Linked DNA regions of Homo sapiens: region 1 is linked to region 2. The links are chromatin loops, found by intact Hi-C in ENCODE. Cell type or tissue: Caco-2. All regions are shown on one strand. Each heading gives the region's core, and the rest is flanking DNA. Links, peaks and the distances in the headings are about the cores only.

Region 1 (5,387 bases), core at 142-5,141, 180 kb after region 2:
AGTGAATGTAGGTGTTAACACCCACATAAAAATATACCCAAATTCCTGTCATTGTAGTCATGAATTTCAGTGACTTCTTGACTTACAGCTCTGGTAGATAAATACCCCTAAATAGTGCTCTTGATCTGATGACCAGGTAATGACAAAAAGATATTAAATTAAAAATCGTTAGCTCCTGCTAATGACATCTCTTCATGACTTTAGACTCTTGAGGTTGAAAGAAGCTTTAAAAGTTGCCATATGAGAGTTTCTTTTTTCTTGTTCTTGAATCTCTTTCTTAATCAATAATTGTCTTGACTCTGGATTGATATGCCTTGGCATTGGCAAATAATTACCTCCTAAATCTCTGTTAAAAGCTTTTTCTTATATAGACACAAATAATGTTATTATTGGTTTCCTACTGTGTGCCAAGCACTGTTTCACATAGCTTACACCCTTCGGCTCAAGTCCTAGCTCTTGGTGCCACAGAAAACCGTTTAAATTCATCTTTATGTGATGCACATTCAAGGATCTGAGGATGGCAATGGGATTCCTTTATGCACCCCATCTTCTCCAACCTGAATACTTTTCATTTGCAATTAGCCCTGGTAGTTTGACATCATCTCCTCATCATTTTTCTTGTTAATCAGTGTACCTGTAACCCAGATCTAGAGCCAAAACTGAATATGTTTCTTGTTTTAAATATAATAAATAAATTGTGTTTCCTATGATGTAACTACCCACACCCCGCCCCATTTTTGGCAGCTACTCTATTTTGTTAAAGTTGATTTATTCCAATTAGCATTTATCAAGAAACTACTATGTACCAAGTACTATTGTATGTTGAAGATAAAATACAAATCAGACATGGTTTTTGACATGACATCTATATTTGTATAAGGCCAGTGCATATGTTAAACACGTGACTAAGTATAATAAAATGTGCTTCATATGTTACCAGAAGCATCAAAATGCTCTGGCAGCATGGGAAAAAGCTTGATTCTGCATGGTTGTGCTGCTGCTGGTGGTAAAATCAAAAGGCTCATTTTGAGAGTAGCATTTGAACGGGATTGTTAAATGTTACTAGGGCATTTTCAAGGAAAGAAGACAACAGATGTATTGGAATCTTGAAATATTATAGGAAGATTAATAATAATAATAATAAAAGCAGATGTGGAAATATGAGCTATGTTTCAACAGTGGCTAATGGAATCAGGAATCAAGGACTGAGAGGAAGGAGAGGTACTGGCAGTAGAAGAGCAGGTTAGGACCAAACAGTGAATTCTGGGGAAAGGCATTTAGAGCTATGCCAAAGGTACTCATCACACAAAGTGTGGTCTGAAAATGAGCAGCACCATCACCACCAGAGAGCTTGTGAGAAATACAGAATCTCAGACCAGCTGACCTAGAATCTGCATCTTAAGAAGGTTGCCAGGTGGTTTCTGTGCTTACCGAAGTTTGAGATGCACTGCCAGAGGTGACAGACAACACTTTATGTAAGGTTTGGAGGTAAAGAAAGAAGTGAAAAGGGAATGTACATTTTTAGGGATACTGGTGTTATTTCACGTAACCCACACAATGTACTTCTATTACTGTCTCTTTACAGAAAAGAAAACTCACATCTGAGTAGGTTAATTCTATCGCCCACAGTCTTGATTTAATAAATGGTAGAGCAAGAATGTGGAGCCTGGTGTGTCTAGCTCCAAAGATTGCCTGGTTCCATTTCACGACTGAATGATTTTATCAGTTTGGGATTTTGAAAAGTTAAATGTAAGAGAGTCAATGAAGTGGGTTGAGACTGTTTTCTGTCAATTAGAAAATACCCATCATGTTCTTGTGAGGACTGAATGAGGCAGTTTATGGAAGCTGTGTGATGTATGGTGGGTAGGTGCTCAGGAGATGAAATCTGCCATTAGTAGTAACTGAACCCTAGAGTCTTTGTTGCACTCCCCTCTCCAGTATATGCTTACATAACCAAGTTCTTTATGGTCTCTTTTTCCTTTAATATTCAAATATCTACAATCTGACTTGTTGTCCTGAGTGACTGTGGAAAGTCTGGTCTTTTATTTTATCCCCCCTCCAGGCATATCGGAGAATGCCAGGGGATTGTTTACATGTTCTATGATTCCCACATGGTTTTCACTTGTCAACTGTACCAGACATCTCCTTCATATCTCCTTCCTCAGTACTGTTTCACCCTAACAATGGAACAGGCATCTCTATTAATTCCCCAAAGGACAATTAAGACCAAGGTTTGGAAAACAACAGCAGGAAACTACAACGCAGAGAATATGATTGGATTCTGAACAATAATTTTGAGTCTTTGTCCTATGGCTTTTCCCTTCCCTGACTCTTCCCTTGGCTTTGGTTTGCCTCGATGTTTCAGGGGCCACCCTCATGTCCCTCCACATGGATGCTCTGGTCGTTTCTATGCTGCTTTGAAGATAGGCTCCCAACTTTCTCTTGAGCTCAGGAAGAAGGAAAAAGAGTCCTCATTTCCCTCAATGGGGGACTTGTCTTTTGTTTTTTCTTCCCTAGGACTTGTAGAAATGAGGACATTCATGTTCTTCATGGGAAATAGCCATCTCCATTCAAAGAATGTAAACTGGCCTTCCATGTTTACATTAGGTAATCACAGTACTCACCATTTTATTTTCTGTCTGGTTAATTCAAACTAAAATGATACCTTAAGGGGGAAATTGAACAATCTTCAAAGAAAATAGTTCTTTGAAACTAACCCTCCAGCATTTCTTCTGTCAGGTCTACATGTTCCTCCTGATGTGGCTTGGTCTCCTAATCAATAAGCAGCTACTTTTAAAAGACACATGGGGGGACGGATAGCATTAGGAGATATACCTAATGCTAAATTACGAGTTAATGAGTGCAGCACACCAGCATGGCACATGCATACATATGTAACTAACCTGCACATTGTGCACATGTACCCTAAAACTTAAAGTATAATAAAAAAAAGACACATACACTTTAAGAACAAATAATATTCTTTTTAAAAGTTAATTCTTTTTATTGATACATAATAGTTGTGCATATTTATGGGGTACATGTGATATTTTGATACATGCATACAATGTGTAATGATCAAATCAGGGTAATTGAGATATCCATCACCTCAATTATCATTTCTTAAGAACACACAACCTTCTTACAGAAGGAATTCTAACATGTAAACAGAACATTTAATATCTCAGCCTGAATTAGGCCTTCCCAAGGACAGTGAGTAGATATTTGAATTATAACTGCATAGCATAATGGGCTTAGTAAGCCCACTACACTATCTCCTGGAACTGGCACATGCCATCACTCATAGAACAGGTGTGTTTATGAGGGTCTGTGTGTGTGTGTGTGTGCGTGTGTGTGTCAAAAAGAACCACAAGGTTACAGAAAAATTTAGTCTATCCAATTGCCACATTTTTTGACACCATGTTGACACAATATGTCACAGAAACTGACAGCATCCAAACATTGAAACATAGCTGTTTCTTGATTTAAAGATCATGAAATTAGAAGCACTCTGTGTTAAGGGTAGGGGGAGTGGTCTCCAAAGACAGTGCACATACACCCCAAAGACAAGCTTTATAATCACCTTGAAAGCAAAAACTTCCTATAATCCTCCAAATGGTGTGACACGCTTCAGCTCTTTGGATATGTTTTTCTCCCTGGACTGCTCTATTACCCCATGCCCTGTTGTTTGTCTTGGATACAAGATGAAGATTTTCTACTTAGACCTCTGAAAATTATTCAGGTCATGTTTAGCTACAGAATGTTTTGCTGCCTCCACCGGATGGAATCTATTTTTAAAATTTGGAGTTTGAAGGACTAAAAGGAAAGAGAAAACATGATGCTTTATTGGTTTTAAGGCAGTTGTTTTTATGTGTTTCAAGTCATACACTCTTGTGTACTTAAAAGGAATGGGACTTAGCCTCTAAGAAATGCACTTACAGATGACATTAGAGTTTAAGAGACCTAATGTATTTTTTTCAAACCTTTCCTGGACTCCCTCCATGAGGCCTCTTGGTTTAAGATTAGTTTAGACAATATTGTAGTATCTTTCAGTGAAAGAAAATATTAATAACTTTAATAAAGAGGAAGATTATATGCCTATAAAAATTAATCTCAACATTGCAACCTTGCTTCAGTCTGAGGCAAAAGAGGGCCTTCATCTGTTACCACGATGGTTTCCCAGAGGCCAATCAAGTTGTTGACCAGATTTATCTCTGTAGCAGTTAATGCTGAATGTCTGCGGTTTGAATGGCTTGTGAGTAGAAGCCATAAATCAATTGTTGGGTATTGCTCATTTTTGTGGTTTATTCTTCAAAATATAGCCAAAGACAGTAGCAATTTAGAGGATTTTGTTTCTTGGCGAATAGGTATTTCCTTTTTTACACATACATTAACTTGCCGAGTGACAGTATGTGAAAATCATTTCTGCTCTTTGAATACTTGCAGGATATTCTATCACTCTAACTGATGGAAGTTCTTCAAGGAAGCTTTTCTCACAACTTACCTTTTTCTTCTAGCAAAGGGACCATTTGTGAGTATTCTTTGAAACCTAATAGTTTGTTTTGTGTGTTGGTGTATGTATGTGTGTCTGAGAGAGAGAGAGAATTTTACAAAATTGAGTCAAACTAGGATTATTGATTTGTGAACAGTAGGATATTCTATGTTTCTCAAAATAATGGAAAAAGGTCAGCACAAAATTTGTATCACTTAGATTTTTAATAAACAAGAGAAATAATGCCAGATTTTAGAACAAGGACTCAAGTAGCGTAGACTTCAAAAGGTGCTTCTCTGAGGTGTAGGCATTTTAGAAGTCAAATTGTGAGAGGAGCCTCAAAGTGTATTTCCCTCTTAAGTGTCACCTCATTTTAAACCTTGAAGACTCAGGTTTTACCATATCCTTGATATAGGATCACTGCTTTATAAAGTGTTCAAGTAAAGTCTCAAATGTTAAATAATGTTAATACAAAATAATTCCTTAGTTCACAGAAAACTTGAGATTTTTTTTTTTACTCTGGTCCAACTCGCCAGCATATCTGACCTGGACTATAGCAGTTGACTCCTAGCTGGGTCTTCCTTTTCCTACCCTCGTCTCCCTGTCATCCATTGTCCACAAAGCAGTCACAAAGGCTGATATCAACCTTAAGACTATTCAGGACTTTATATCACACTTGGAATAAAATCCATACTCTCTCTTTTGGCCTGGGTGACTCTTCTTGATCTAGCCCTTACCTCATTCTGGGAATCCCATTTCGTACCACTTGTTCACAGTGCCTCAGCCCTACTGGCTACTCTCTAGTCTGTTTCTTGAACAAGCTAAGGCCATATTTCCTAGCACGTGCTATATCCTTGTTTACAAATGTAAATGGCTGGCTTCATCTTCTCATTTC
Region 2 (5,387 bases), core at 327-5,326:
TGGCACAACCTCTCAAAATGCAAATCCCTGAGCCCAAGATAAATGTAAGGCTCGTCTGACTCCTAAGGTATCAAGTAATTCTTATTAAGCCCCATTTCAATGACTGAAACCTAATGCAGAGCCCAGGCACACAGATTAAGTTTCCAGTCAAAGCCCACACAAGCCTAAAGAAAGGAAATTAACATTTTAGAGAAAAAAAAAAAAAAAAAAAAAAAAACCCACAGGCTTTTTCAAAGGCTTTTTTTTTTTTTTGGAGGATTTAAGTCACAGCATGCCAAATAAAGGTGAGTTTCTAGGAGAATACAGCACAGAGGTGACCAAGGTGGGTGAAATTTATTCACAGGGGAAAATCCAAATGCCTTCAGGGAAACCACTTTTGCAGGGTTCTTCTGATAAATACTGAACCCAATTAAAAGCATCCCTTCAGGGCAAGTTTTCTCCTAGGAGATTTCTATTGGCCGCTTTAACTTCCCTTTCCCCAGAATTTCCAGGAGAAGTTTGTAACGGTTTATAATCCCTACCACTCCATGCTCATAGACTTTAAGCATATTTTTCTCCCACAAGGCAGTACTATTTTTATAATCCTTTTAAGATTAAAACTAAAAACACAGATGATTAAAAAAAAAAAAAAAAGGCCTGGCTGCATCCTCCTACAATAAAGTATTATAATTGCAGTGCACTACTAAGTAGTATTTCCACAAACATTAGACTATCTGGTTTCCAGGACAAAGAAACAGCCTATAATTCCAAAGCACAGGAATGGAAAAGTACAAGTAATTTAATCTGTCCCACTGTGATTATAGGTGCTAAGAAATTACCTGAACGGACCTCTTTGGGACTTGAGAAGAATGGGGACTTTAATGATGCTCCATAACTGCCCTATTCATTATGATACCCAAGAGCCACCTGTGGCTATTTAAATTCAAGTTAACTGAAATAAAAATATATCTATATTTGAAATTCAGTTCCTTATTTGCACCTGCTACGTTTCAAGCCACATGTATCATCTAAGATGGTCTCAGACCCACTGTTCAATAGAACTTCCTGCAAAGGTGAAAATATCTTATACCAGTGCTGTCCTTAAACCTTAACACAGCCCAGGTATAAGATATTTTCATCTCTGCAGAAAGTTCTATTGAACAGTGGATCTAAGACCATCTTAGAGAGATAATTACATAATTTTTCCCAATTTCATAATAGAGATTATGAAGTAACAGCCTCCAAAATACAGGGTTTTTAGGCTACTGGCTACCTTCTACACTCAGGTGAACTTTTTGTAGTGGTTTACACATGTGTACCAATTGCCCTCATCTCCCCAGTTTCAAGTACATTAAAATGGCATTAGATGTAATAAAATACATGCCACTGAGACTCAGCTCAATTGAAACTTGAGTTTCTTCAGAATTCCAAACGATGGTGCATCTCTTTCTGAAACCTGAAGTGGGGACTTGTCAGGAAAATGTCTATGAGGGAGGCCTAGGAAAAAGAAGGCATTTTCCAAAATTAATAAATTTATTTCCTTGTTTTTTGTCACACCTTATTCCAGAGGTGTCTCTAGGCTACTGTGTGCGGAACGAGGTCTGGACAGAACCTAATGATAAATTGGGGGATACTGAAAGTCCTGGCACTCTAAGGAGCTTCCCCACACATCTTTAGATTTTTATTTCCCATGTGGGAAAAAAAGAAAGGGATTTCCTATCTTCCCATCACAAACTCCTGGCTTTGCAGTGGTTTTATTACGTCATTCCCCTACTTACAATCTGCCAGTGACTCAGAGAATTTAGCCCAAACTGGCACTTAAGGCTCCCATAATCTGATTACCTTTCTGCTGAATAACTCCTTTTATCAGAAACCCTTTGACCTGATAATTGCTGGCTTTCCTACCACCAAAATTTCTACCTCCCTACCAGATCTATCAGGTGGATTTTAAGGTCAAGAAGAGCATGCCCAAGGCAGCCTGCTCAGCCCCTGGAAGGAGTTCAGTGCCTTCACTGTTGGCTGTGAGGTTTACGTGATGGAGGGAAGAGACTCCAAGAATGGTGTCTGAAAGGATGCCTGGTGTCTGATGCTGCCCCTCAGGAGTGGTCCAAGGTGGTTCAAATACTGCCTGCTTTGGCCATGGCTGACAGAGCTGAAGAACTGCCTCTATATGGTGTGTGGACACACACCCCAGGCAGCCACTTGCCGGCTTCCCTCTGTTTCCTTGAAGGAAGTGGAGTAGCATGGCCCTGGGGCTAACAAGTGAACAATAGTGCCTGCCTTAAATCATACCCAGCCTTTCAGACCCAGGTCAAGTGTTTTCTCTTTTGGAAAATCATCCATTCCCCCCACTACCAGCCCCACCAAGAGTACTCTGCCTCCTCCGGTTTTGGTTTTTAACCATCTTTACTGTGAGGTATGCTTTTAGATAGGCCTGTATTTGCTCTGTTCTGCAGATGAGTTTCCAAAACCTTCTAAAACCTTGCTCATATTTGTTATGCTGGATTTAAAGTCAACAGATGGGAGTTTTCAACCCAGTAAATGGAATTTCTTTGCTGTGGGAAATCAAGTACTTTGACCTCTCTGGTGAAATTCTTCATTTGTAACCTCACTGGGTTAGGCTAGATTAGTGTTTCTCAACATGGTTCCACATCGGAATCATCTGGGGATCTTTTAAAACAATAATGATGCCAAAGTCCTACCCCAGGGCAATGAGTCAGAACTTCTAGGTGCTTGGCTCAGGCTTTGGAATTCTTTTAGAAGTTCGCAGGTGATCCTAACGTGCAGCCAGGGTTAGAAAAATAAACTGAGTTCAGGAAGGGACTTATGCTACATGGACTGGAGAATTCAATAGGAAAAAATGTAGTAGTTAGAGATGGGGCATGGTAGTACTGGACAGAGGCAGTCAGGCCCATAGGTGTTGCTTCTCATCTTTGCCTTGAGCTGTAACTAGAAAAACTGCAAACTGCATTATAACCAGAACATTATTATATACATATACATGTACAATCAAGCCCAACCCAATTAATTTTCTCATATGACTCAAACTCTAGTACCATTTGGAGATGAGGCAGGAATCATAAACATAATTGGCTGCAGGGCATTTAGTTGCCATTGTATAAATTCTTCCTGAAAAATAATTTTAGATTAATTTTTAAGTGTGGATTTTACAATTTCCTATCTTTTTAAAGGGTGGGAATCCTTTGCCAATTCCCAAGAGGACAATAAGCTTAAAGGAAGATAATGTCTGAAAGATCTGAGGACCAAGTTTCCTGAGAAAGCTGTATTTCTAAAGTTTTGACCCTACAAGGCAACATTAAAAGTAAGTTCAAGGAAACAAATGTGAGAAAGCATATCTCCCTTTAGATAACCTAGCAAAGAAGTTAAGAAGGGAAATAGTTCCTTAGATCAGAATTAACAGTTGTGGATAGCCTTCCCTTCAGAAAATTGCAATGCTAAACAGACGTTACACAAGCAATATATCCCTGCAACTTAATTTCTCTTCCTAGGATCTTTAATATTTTTCTTTTTTTATTCCATTAAACAAATATATATTGAGCATCACCTATCCACCAGATCTGAAGAAACACTATTTTTAATATGTTCAAAATTTGAGTCTTTTCTTGATACAATAACATCTGCCTTAACAGGAATCAGTATGTAAAAATTACAGTTTTTAAAGAATTATATAAAAGGTATTATTCCAGAAGACTTGCTATGGAATCCCTTTTAAAAAGGGCGTTCAGAAAAAGGTAACACTGAAATTTATTACAGTTTGAAGAAAATCACTCCAATTATAAATCCATGAACCCAGTCATTGTTTAATGAAGCTCATCTTTGCTGGAAAATCCCCACTGAGAACAAAGCATCACAATGATCCACACAGTCCTAATCAAGCCCACTGGAAAAATCACCCTGAAGAACACTGGTGGAAAACAGAAAGAAGTCCACACCACAGTGTGAGAGCTAATTTAATGTGTTCTTCAAGAAAAATTAAATAAAACAATATGACTCAATTTTTCTTTTATGTTGCAAGAAAAATAACATTTATATAAAGCTAGTAGTAGAAAAGCAGAAGTATAGCTTAGCTTTCTATGATGGCAAGTGAAATAGTTTCTGCTAATCAAAGTGATTCTTTTTTTTTTTTCCTTTGAGACGGAGTCTTGCTCTGTCGCCAGGCTGGAGTGCAGTGGCACGATCTCAGCTCACTGCAACCTCCGCCTCCCAGGTTCAAGTGATTCCCTTGCCTCAGCCTCCCGAATAGCTGGGACTAGAGGCACGTGCCACCACGCCCAGTTAATTTTTGTATTTTTAGTAGAGACGGGGTTTCACCATGTTGGCCAGGATGGTCTCAATCTCTTAACCTCGTGATCTGCCCTCCTCGGCCTCCCAAAGATCCGGGATTACAGGTGTGAGCCACCGTGCCTGGCCATCAAAGTGATTCTTAGCCATTTTCTTTGAAAATGTCAGTCATAGAGGTAGGCTCTGTTGCTCTTCAATGTATACCTTCTTTTATATAAAAGCAATTTGACTAAATATTAGATGTCTGTGTGAGTCGTGTTCTGCTACTCAAAACACTTCTTGTTCTGTTCTTCTCTATATTTTGTTTATTTGTTTGTTTTTTGAGATGGAATCTTGGTCTGTTGCCCAGGCTGGAGTGCAATGGCATGATCTCGGCTCACTGCAACCTCCACCTCCTGGGTTCAAGCGATTCTCCTGCCTCAGCCTCCCGAGTAGCTGTGATTACAGGCGCCCGCCACCATGCCCAGCTAATTTTTGTATTTTTTAGTAGAGATAGGGTTTCACCATGTTGGTCAGGCTGGTCTTGAACTCTTGACCTCAGGTGATCCACCTACCTTGGCCTCACAAAGTGCTGGGATTACAGGCATGAGCCACAGCGCCCAACCTCTTCTCTGTATGTTTATTCAGACATTCATGTTTAAGAATTTCTGAGAAAGGAAGCCAAAGATAATAATACCTGACCTCTATGTCTATATGATGAAGAAGTGCACTTCCTATGTAAAGATGCCCGTATTCCTGATTAGGTTAAGCAACTTGAAGTTCTAGTGAGGGGCAAAACTACAGGACTGCAGAAACTGGCATAGCCTTTTACACATGGCAGCATTTGTCTACTGATAATGGTGACACAACCTCCAAGAGGGCAGACCACACGGTGTATTAAAGAGAAGCTGTCCCCATAAGAAAAGGGGAAAAGTAAAATGACTCATTACATAGTTTGAAATCTCTTATGATGGGTGGACAAAACCCTCAAAGAAGAAATTCTCCAGTCTTAAATTGGGCTTTTAATGTTCGAGGCAAGAACAAGTCTCCTGATGAGTACACTGCCATCGCCTCTTTAACAATTTAGCTATGAAAATATGAAAATACGAGGAGACTATAGATTTTTA

The links. Peaks named below come from ENCODE experiments on the same cell type or tissue, not always from the same donor. Only the 100,000 strongest peaks of a DNase experiment are listed, where the experiment ranks them.
Region 1: it touches region 2 in a loop (1.9-fold over the local background); 2 of 110 quality-filtered maps call a loop at or near these places.

The regions. Positions count from the first base shown.
Region 1 is chr3:30,442,816-30,448,202 of GRCh38, reverse strand. All of the region lies in intron 4 of LOC101927995 (a long non-coding RNA gene), which reads right to left. It overlaps LOC105377013 (a long non-coding RNA gene), which reads left to right. Exons shown (of 4, transcript XR_940683.2): 2 at 4,447-4,531. Among named protein-coding and RNA genes, the nearest start is that of LINC01985, 73 kb to the left of the region's middle. In Caco-2, for the core only: no CTCF peak of the experiment used is centred there; no DNase peak of the experiment used is centred there.
Region 2 is chr3:30,623,359-30,628,745 of GRCh38, reverse strand. The region is part of intron 1 of TGFBR2 (transforming growth factor beta receptor 2); the gene reads right to left. It also overlaps the pseudogene KLHL25P1. Among named protein-coding and RNA genes, the nearest start is that of TGFBR2, 19 kb to the right of the region's middle. In Caco-2, for the core only: no CTCF peak of the experiment used is centred there; DNase peaks (open chromatin) are centred at 2,175 and 2,705.